2 separate regions of the Homo sapiens genome follow, and region 1 is linked to region 2. The links are chromatin loops, found by intact Hi-C in ENCODE. Cell type or tissue: mammary epithelial cell. All regions are shown on one strand.

Region 1 (5,000 bases), 550 kb after region 2:
AAATAAATACTTCTTGCATGAATAAAAAATTAATAAGACGAATGTATTGATAACTTTGCATGGTATAGTAAATTGAGAAAATAGTGTTACAATAGGTGTGCTATTAATTAGTTTGGCCTATAGAATATATTTGCACATTTCAAATATATATATACACATATGTATATATATTTCTTCTGTGTCTTCTGTGTCTCCTTTGACTGTCTGTATATAATGATATACCCATTACTGTATGTACCTTATAGCTAGCCTAACAACAAAATACATAAATAATATATAAATATTTATCTGTATATAAATATATATTACATATACGTACAATAATGAGTATGTTATTATATGCAGAGGGTCAAAATGAGACACAGAAGATGGAAGACCTTAAACACAATAGTAAATAAGTAATAGAGCTTAGATGCAAACCTGCATAATTAAACCCAAAAGTAACCATTATACTACTTCACCTCAACATAAATAAGAAATATTGTTATCACCACTGGCAATACAAAGGGATAACAACTCCTTTTTGTTTTCCTTAATGTACTAAGTAACAGGACAAAAAAGTTTCCATACATAGCATTCAGTTATAAAAGTAACTCGTTGCTATTAAGTGCAGCAAAAAGATAAATTGTTCACATACATTTAGCATTAGCTTCATGAATAAGAAGCAGCTTTTATCTAGTATGGACTATTGGCTCTGAGATTTTTCCTAGAAAAATATACTGCTTTCTGAAAATACACAATATTATTCTGAATTAACAATACAACCCTTCTACTTAGAAAAGGACTTTATCTAAGAAGCATGTGATACTAGAAGGAGAAACATACTTAGGATTAATTGTATGAGGCACAGGTTGATTATTGTATTGAAAAATGCAGTGTCTGATTATCTCCTCCAGGTGAATTTAAGCTTTGAGGCAAAGTACTATGAAGGAGATACACAATGAATTCAAGGTATTTAGTACAAATAATCTGAGAACACAAGACAGATTTCTATTTGTGTTACAATCGTTGATCATATGTTGACTTGCACATTGAAATACTCTATCACATAAGAAATATACAGTAGGCTTAATTAAACCGTAACCAATAAAGAAAGAAGATTGATAAAATAATGATAAGTGTTGAAGACATAAAGAGTACATGCAGGTTTATTTTTATCTTCTCTCTAGTATTGCATGTTTGAAATTTTTCATAATAAGTTTTTAAAAAGAAAAATAAATGTTCTCTTGATTTCCCAAAGTCTATTTTCTTTCATTTTCTAATTTTACTTTTTATTTTTATTCATTTTATTTTATTTTTGAGACAGAGTCTCACTTTGTCACCAAGCTGGAGTGCAGTGGTGCAATCTCGGCTCACTGCAACCTCCACCTCCAGGGTTCAAGCGATTCTGCTGCCTCAGCCTCCAGAGTAGCTGGGACTACAGGTGCATGCCACCACACCCAGCTAATCTGTGTATTTTTAATAGAGATGGGGTTTCACCACGTTTACCAGGATGGTCTTGATCTCTTGACCTCGTGATCCGCCCACCTCGGCCTCCCAAAGTGCTGGCATTACAGGCGTGAGCCACCGTGCACAGCCACATTTTCTAATTTTAAACTTTTTAGTTAAAAAATAATTTTGTAAAGTGAAAAAATTAAAGAGGAAAAAATAGAAATTAAAATACTTTAGTTGCCAGAAAGGTGATTAAGAAAATGCTCTTCATACACATGAATATAAAAATTTTTTAAAAGTAGTTGCTGACTTACATCTGGTTATATTTATTTATCAAAAAATTACTATTTAAGGGAAAATTCATAACATAAAACTTTCTACCTAAACCGTTATAATGTTGAGGCTGAACTTTCCTATGTAGTTCATGCCTGAATTGTCTCAACAATGACTGTTGCTGCCTTCAATAAAATGGTAGCAAATTTAAAAAATGGTAGTTCTAAAAACTTGTCAATCTGAGCAATTGTTTGTGTTAATTTCTTTGTCCCCCCAAAGCTAAAATTTATTTTCTTAAATATCCCTGTGATTGCTTGCAACTATTGAGATGAAAAAAGAAACAATTTCTTAGATTGAAAATACAGTAGTCAACCCAGTATTTATCTCCAGATTTGCTGATTTCTGCTTGACAGTAACATAATAATGGACCATAGAAAAACTAGTTGTGTTTTTAGAACAGACTCTTTTAAACCATGTGATTTTTTTTTTTTGTCATCAGTAAACAGAATTAATGTTTGGCTCTGCACATTTTAAAGCTAGTTGAAATAACAATACATTGCAGAAAAAATGGGATTTTGGTAAGGATTAAATATGATTGCTTATGAAAATAATAAGTATAATGTGTTGAGAATCTAATGTATTCCAAGAATTTTACAGAACTTGTCTCTAATTTTTCCAACAATTCTCTAGATGAATATTTGCCATCTGGAGAACTCCAATTGCAAATAAAAAACCAAGTTCAGTAGGTTGCCCCAGGTTATATAGTTAATAATTGCTAGACCTGAAATGAAATTCTTATCTTTGCCCTTCTGACTCTTTCTATTCTGCAACATTGTCTCTAAGGAAATAATGAGGAAATTATCAAAGTACAAATGCATTATATTAGCTATAAATTTCTTTATTAAGGGATTAGGGCAGAGACAAAAAAGCATTCATCAGTGGTAACATGCAGTCTCTAATCTTGGTTCCATCACTTCTCTTTTCCTCTTAAATGATTCATAACAATGCACACTGCTGAGAGAATCTTTTGCTCCGGGAATAAACAACCAGGAGGTATACAATTCCCAGGCCATTTATTATCCCTATTTTTGCAACATCTATCGTCAATTAAGTCCTATTAAATGATTACAAAGGTAACTATTTAGTTACAATTTTGTTGAATTTGTTAGCAAACTTCTTTGTGTCATTTGCTTCTCAAATGAAGAGACTGTAGCAACAGTGAAACCATGTGGCAAACTGGCATTGGGCTGCAGTTCATTAGAATCTGAAAGGCAGGAGAACTCATCCACATTTAAAATTCTACATTTGAATTTTCGTTGCTTATGCTGACAATCCTTTAAACACAAAGTCATAAATCAGCAGGCAGTGCTAGGGAGCCACCTGCTGGAATAACTGGCTGAATTTTGCTGCCATGTTTCCACAAAATATAAATTCACTTAATATTAATTCAATTAGAAAGTTGTCAAATTTAGGGTTCCTTTTGCCCTAAATAGATATCTTTCACAAAAACTTTCAAACTACACTTGGTAATGGTAAAGAGCATTATTATATATATTTTTAAAAAGGTAGGAAGCATGAAATAAGAAGAAAAAATATTCAGTGAACATTATTATGTAATTGACATGTGAAAATACAAGAGATAGCCAAGAAATTCCAGTGACATTAGTCAGATTTTCAAAAGAAAGTTACCTATTGCTTCAAGATTGCTGTATCATTCATTTGTCAAGGATATTCACTGTAACAATTTTACCCAGAAATTATACTTAAATAGTAATTTATGTAAATGATAATATTTTGTTAATATTAAAATGAATATGTTTTTAAAACCTGCTTGCATTAAAACCACAGGAGGTCTAATTTGGAATCAAGTGATGCAGATTCTTTTTCTTTTCCAAGCTGTTTAAAATTAACCTCTGTTACAAACTTTTACCTTTAATATTGAGTGGATGATAAATTAAAGTTTTTAGCTAAAAATTGATTAGTATAGTATTTTTCTAGACTATGTTGTTCAGAAGTCTGTGCTAAATATAGCCACCCATTTTCCAGCCTTTGCTATAGAGTATGTATAATGAACATGAAAGAAATGTTCTTTGATGATGCTTTTATGTTGCCTACGGTTCATCATTCTAAATATGCTCTCCGTGTGCAGCATAGAAAGTAAGTAAAAAAGATAGGAAAGATTGATCTGAAATGTCTACTATCTCCAAGACATAGCCTGGAGTTATTTTTCTTACTGGTTCCCTGTTATCAGTTTGCTTTCTTATCACTTTCTTTATCCTCTAAAGAGTAGCATGCCTAAAGATTCTATTTAATTAAGAGTTTCAGTTCATGAAAACTATGATTTTATTTATAACTAAGTATTCTCAAGATGGTGGGAACCGTAGGTAATATGGGTAGGTGGGGAGAGTTCTGTAATTCCTGTTCAGCTGACACTATTTGATAAGTCCTTTACCAACTGCAGTTGCTTTATTTCAGATTCCCTTTGACTCACCATGGTAGATCCTCACTTAAAGCATTTTAGAATATATCAAGTCATTTACCTTAATCTATGTGACACCTAACAACAACCTTGAAAGATGTGATTCTTATCTTTACTCTACAGGTGAGGAATGATTTTCAGAGGAGTTAAGCAAATTGTGCCATGTGGCATCCTAGTAAAAGCCTAAGGAGAGATTCAAGAACTTGCCAAGACCACGCTGAATCCCACTGAAATATCCAAGTTCTTAAAAAGAGCAAACCACTTTTCTGTGTGTTCATTTTGCACCCTTATCTCTGTGCTTACTACATTTTAATCACCCATTTTATTTCTCTCCAAAGTCTGTATGCTCCTTCAAACCATAAACTCCTTTTTAAAAATACTCTCAGCAGTTGGCATCAAACCTGATATTCATAAAATATGATAAATTAGTGCTTGTTGAAAGTTTGTTGAAGGAGATTTTATTATTTTTAAATAACATACATGAGATCTTATATTTGTTTATTTTATGTTTCATGGGAGTGTAGTAGTTTAGAATGAGAAAGGACAAGAAAATGATGTTTATTGAGACCCTACTATATGTCAGGTCCTCTGAGAGTACTTAACGTGCCAGCTCCTATGAAGGTGCCTTAGTCACCTAAGGTACTAATATTATGTATACATTAGAGACATGACACCATACATACATAGAGGCCATAATATACATATGTTAGAGACAAAAAAAAAAAAAAACAGAAAGACAAAGTGGTTAGATAACTTACTCTTAAGTTACCCAAAGCATTCTAAATTATTTCTCAACATTTCTTATCTTCTTTGAAAA
Region 2 (5,000 bases):
TTTTTTAATGTGACCACCCTATTCCTTTCCCACTAAATAACAATTATCCTGAGCAAGCAAAATCTATGGAACGTAATCGTAAAACAACTTTATTTTTGTCTCACTGGCCCTGTAAAGCTGCTGTTTTCTACCAGGTGTTACTCCTTGTCAATAACATTTCTAACTTCTCCAGGGTTGCAGCATGGGGAGGAAGGATTTGTAAGGAGAGAAGAAAGTTCTGACTTGATTCACAGTGTTGTGGTTATTCAGAATACCAATCTTCTTCAATATGTTCAAAACTCACCATTTCCTTTGACATTTATTTTATGGTTTCTTTGGAGACCCTCTTGCCATCTCTGGGGATGTCTGCCTTACAGTGTTGTTACAGGTGAAGACACCTCACTTTTTGCTGGATGTACCCTTTCCTAGCTTTGTAGAAATACAGCACTAACTTTGGGTTATCTTTGCTGATTTTGCCTTGTTGCTCTAGGTGACCATTTTGGATAGGACCCCATATAACCTTGCATGCAAGGCTGATGTGTGTTCACAGGAAGCACTGATACATTCTTTGCTCCTATTAATTTTGGAAGGCTAGCCCCTGCTACCGCCTCTCTTTCCCCAACCATCAAAATAACTCCTTAGCTCATTTCCAGTCCTTTGGATTTTCTAGGGAGAAACATACATTATCTTCTCTGTCTTATGTTGTAAGGGACACATATTATGCTCTCTGAGGCCATAAGCTTCTAATTCTTTAGACTTCTTCTCTTGTATTTTGCCTATTAAAATATATTTAAAACATATGTAACATTTAAAAAAACCTGTACAAAACACTTCAAATAAAATATATATTTTAGTAAATTAGAAGGAATGAAATGATACAACCTCAAATTACAAACTCGAAGATGTATACTTAATAGGTTGCAACATGGTTTTATAATGTGACTCAATATTTCCAATCTTTTGAAAGACAGACATACAAAAGATCAAAGCATCCATTACAAAGTCTCAGCTTTCAAGTATTTTTTTGTTGGGAGTAAAAATGAGGTAAAGTGTTATGGGCTATTTTATAAATATTATTTTATTATGAATATTATATATATTATAGCAATATAAAAATACAAGGAGTATACAAATATATATACATACATATATTTCTTGTAGTTTTATATTGCTATAAGAAACATAATATTCATAATTTATTCATAATAAAATATATACATACATATGTGAAAAATATAGATAAGCAAAGCAGGAAAACAAAAATACACATACCCTCACCAGAGATAACATTTTAGCTTATATATTTCTATTATTTTTCTACATACAATTGTGTATAGGTTTTTATACAAAGGTATACATATAGTATACGTATTATGGCCTGCACTTTTTTCACTAAATTATATAGCATATTTCCCATTCCATTAAATATTCTTTTTCATCATATTACTATTGCAATATATAGCATCCTAAAATGTATTTGCTCATTCCCCTTTGTGGGGACATATTACAAATAATCCTGTAACATGTATCTTTTATGTAAATTAATCATGCAGTTCATCTTGTGGTATAATCGTGTCCAATGCTTAGAAGTTTAAAAACTTCTGACACATATTGCCAAATGGTCTTCCATAAGGATTATGCATAATTGCAGTACTCATCAGCAATTTATTTTTTGCTACACTACCACCAATGTTTGATATGCCTATAAAATAAAAATAAATATTCCTCATTTAATTTTCTTAATAACTGACTCTGTCTAAACACTTTTAAAACTGTTTTCAATGGCACTGGTCTAAAAAATAGAACTTATGTTTGCTTATAAGAGTTTGGGAAGTGCCCAGTATAACAAAGTGTTTTTTTACTACTAGGTTTGTCAGAGCTTTTAACAGGCTTAACATGCTAAAATAGATCATGACTCATCAAAGGAGGTCTATTGCATCTCCATTCCTAGTAGCCACTGAACTCCTTTATCTTGAAACCACAATCAACACATAGGTGAAAGCCTTAAAAAAACACACAAAATGCTGCTATGTTTAATTATTAGTAAATATCAGATTTCAGATTCTCAACAGGCTTCTTTCTGATAACGGTGTTTTCTGTATTACTTTGTGATTTTCTCAAAATTCAAGTTGAGAAACCTTATTTTTGGGATGAAAGTTTCCTGTCAAGATATTCATCATTGATCATTGTTCAAACTCTCTTTCCATTAGCTTTGTTTTTCATTTTTATTTTTGTTTCTTTATTATTTTTTTTAACAATTGCCTGGATTCTTAGAGTAGCTGGAGATCAGTCTGGTTGTGGAGGAAATAGGGGAAGAAAACCTAGGTTTTGCTAATTTATATGTTATTTGTATGTTTGGTTTTTGACTGGCTATATCATCATCCATGTTTGGCTTTAGTAAATATCAGTTTGGCTCTAAAGCATTTCTTGAGAATATTCCCAGAAACTTTATTGTTAGGTAATTGCAAACCAAACTATAAGAAAAACATAGGTTTGCTTTTTAAAATACCTTTTCCATCTTTCAAATCTGCAGTTTTTCCTCACTGATGAAACTAAAGGACCTGGGCATTATTCAAAAAGCAATTTGCTATTATCTAAAATATTATTAGAGGAAATTGAGTAGTCATTTGGACACTCCCAGGATTTCAATCTGGTTATAAAATTAAGATACACACTTAATGATGTTGTGTTTGGAATTCTTTTTAAGTTGCACATCATAAAAAGTATGCAAAATAAAAGTTTAAAAATTCTAAAGTTCTGCTCTTTAACAGATTGTTGAACTTACAAGTTTGACCAAACTAGGTATGAAACTCAAGTACCACTCACTTCTTGAAATAATGATACTTCTTCATACTCCACCTAGAAACAGGGCAAGACAGATAGAAACCATGCTGGATGAATACAAAAAGGTATCAGCATCCTTTTAAGTAAAAAAGTACAGAAAAACTACTGTTAAATTAAGAACCTCCAATGTCAACAATGAGGAAATATTTTTGGAAGGTAAGAAAACAAATTGGGAAAAGTCTGCTTTGGCTAATTAGTTTTATGGAAAGAAGCTACATTCTTTTTTCAGAAAAGCCATGAAACTTTCTGCATTTCTGTGAATCTTAGTAAGCATCAGATGCATGCTTAGGAAATAATTTACAACTCAATTGCATGAGTCAATGTTCATTCAGTCCAGTTAGCCCCATTTTGTTCTTTGTTTTTTCGTAAGTGTTACATATTTTTTGTTTCTCTCTGTTCTCTGTTAAGTATATATTTTCTAGTATACCATTTTTATTCCTTGTTCTTTACTATAATTTTTGAATTATGTTCTTAGTAGTTATTCTGGGAGTTAGAATTAACATTATTTTATAATAATCTAGTTCAGTTAAGTATAAATTTATTTTCCATAGTATGCACACTCTTTTCTATGACTTCGTCTGCTTTATGTTATTGTCAAACCAATTGCATCTTTATATATTAACTCACCACAACTGTTTCATTTTTTATTTATTTTTATCTTTAATTCTTTAAATTGACAGATAAAATGATATGTATTTACAATGTAAAACATGATGTTTTGAGGAAAATATACTTTGCAAAATGACTCACCCTAGGTAATTAACATATGCATTACATCACATAGTTATCATTTTTGTGGTGAGAACTCTACATCCACACTCAGCATTTTTCAAGAATACAACATATTATTAACCACAGTCACCATATAGTACAATAGAGCTCTTGAAGTTATTACTCCTATCTAACTGAAATTTTGTATTCTTTGACCAATATCCCCCTAAACCTCTCTCTGTTAACCACCATTCTACCCTCTACTTCTGTGAATTCAACATTTTTAGATTCCACGTATAAGTGAGATAACACAGTATTTGTCTTTCTGTTCCTGGCTTATTTCACTTAACATTGTGTCTTTCAGGTTTAACCATGTTGTCACAAATGATATTATTTCCTTCTGTTTTAAGGCTGAATATTATTTTATTGCATAAATTAGGTTGGTGCAAAAGTTCTCTGGTCATGGCAAAAACCAAAATTGCTTTTGCACCAACTGAATATAAACTCCGTTTTTTAAATCCTTTCACTGATGGATAGACATTTAGGTTGATTCCATGTTTTGGCTATCATGAAAATGCTACAATGAACATGGGGATGCAGATAATATGTCTTTGGTACACTAATTTCATTGTTTCAAATATATACTAATTAGTGGAATTCCTGGATTATGATTACTGTTTTACGCTATTGTCTTTTAAATTAGTTAGTACAGAGATTTCAAGTTTGGAAGTTAACCGGAACCATTTTTCTAAGGGTAAATGTTTCAGCACGGGCCATAATAGCAGGCAATCTAGCACATTGCCTCCATTAAAGAAGCCTTGCCCAAAGGCAACCATTATAGTCTTTCTGGAGACCCATTTTTTCGGGGAGCCAAGCAGGTCACACAAGTCTAGGAAATCAAAGGGAAATCACAGGCAGAGAACTACAGCTGGCTGGGTGAGCGTGACGAGCCCCAAAAGCTCAGTTTCTCTGGTGCCATGGCTTGGAGGGTCACACCTACAACCATGGGCGGCACATTTAACAGGATGCTGCAACCCAGGAACCAAGGAGGGAAAACAATCCGGGGACACTCCTACTGTCTTCTTCTCCACCCTGGGTCACATACTGAAAGGAAGGCAACTAAAAGGATGCTTTTATTCTCACTTCTTTTTCTAGATGAATAACAGATTGTCTTCAGCTTGCACCCCTCTGGAGTGCACTCTGAAACACTGGAACTTCTTTAACCTCAGGAGTTTGAAGATAAAAGTGACTCATTTTCTTTTACACAAGGGTATGGAATTTTTACTAAACCTTTGCAAGCATTGTAAGACCAGCTCTTTTATCAATCATATCAGGAAGGCCCAAAGATAATAATTCCTCCAAATTACAAAAGCAACCTCCATGGGAACCATCTGCAGCTCCTTATTTGGGGCCTCTTCAAGCTCCTTTCTCGTTTCAGGACCTTAGGCAAATAAAAGGAAACTTAG

The links. Hi-C counts contacts between places; a loop is a spot of excess contacts. Peaks named below come from ENCODE experiments on the same cell type or tissue, not always from the same donor. Only the 100,000 strongest peaks of a DNase experiment are listed, where the experiment ranks them.
Region 1: it touches region 2 in a loop (7-fold over the local background); 2 of 110 quality-filtered maps call a loop at or near these places.

The regions. Positions count from the first base shown.
Region 1 is chr17:54,169,796-54,174,795 of GRCh38, forward strand. No RefSeq gene overlaps it. Among named protein-coding and RNA genes, the nearest start is that of KIF2B, 350 kb to the left of the region's middle. In mammary epithelial cell, a CTCF peak has its summit at 3,086 (motif pointing left); no DNase peak of the experiment used is centred here.
Region 2 is chr17:53,624,583-53,629,582 of GRCh38, forward strand. No RefSeq gene overlaps it. Among named protein-coding and RNA genes, the nearest start is that of KIF2B, 200 kb to the right of the region's middle. In mammary epithelial cell, no CTCF peak of the experiment used is centred here; DNase peaks (open chromatin) are centred at 1,899 and 3,139; H3K27ac peaks cover 1,814 bases.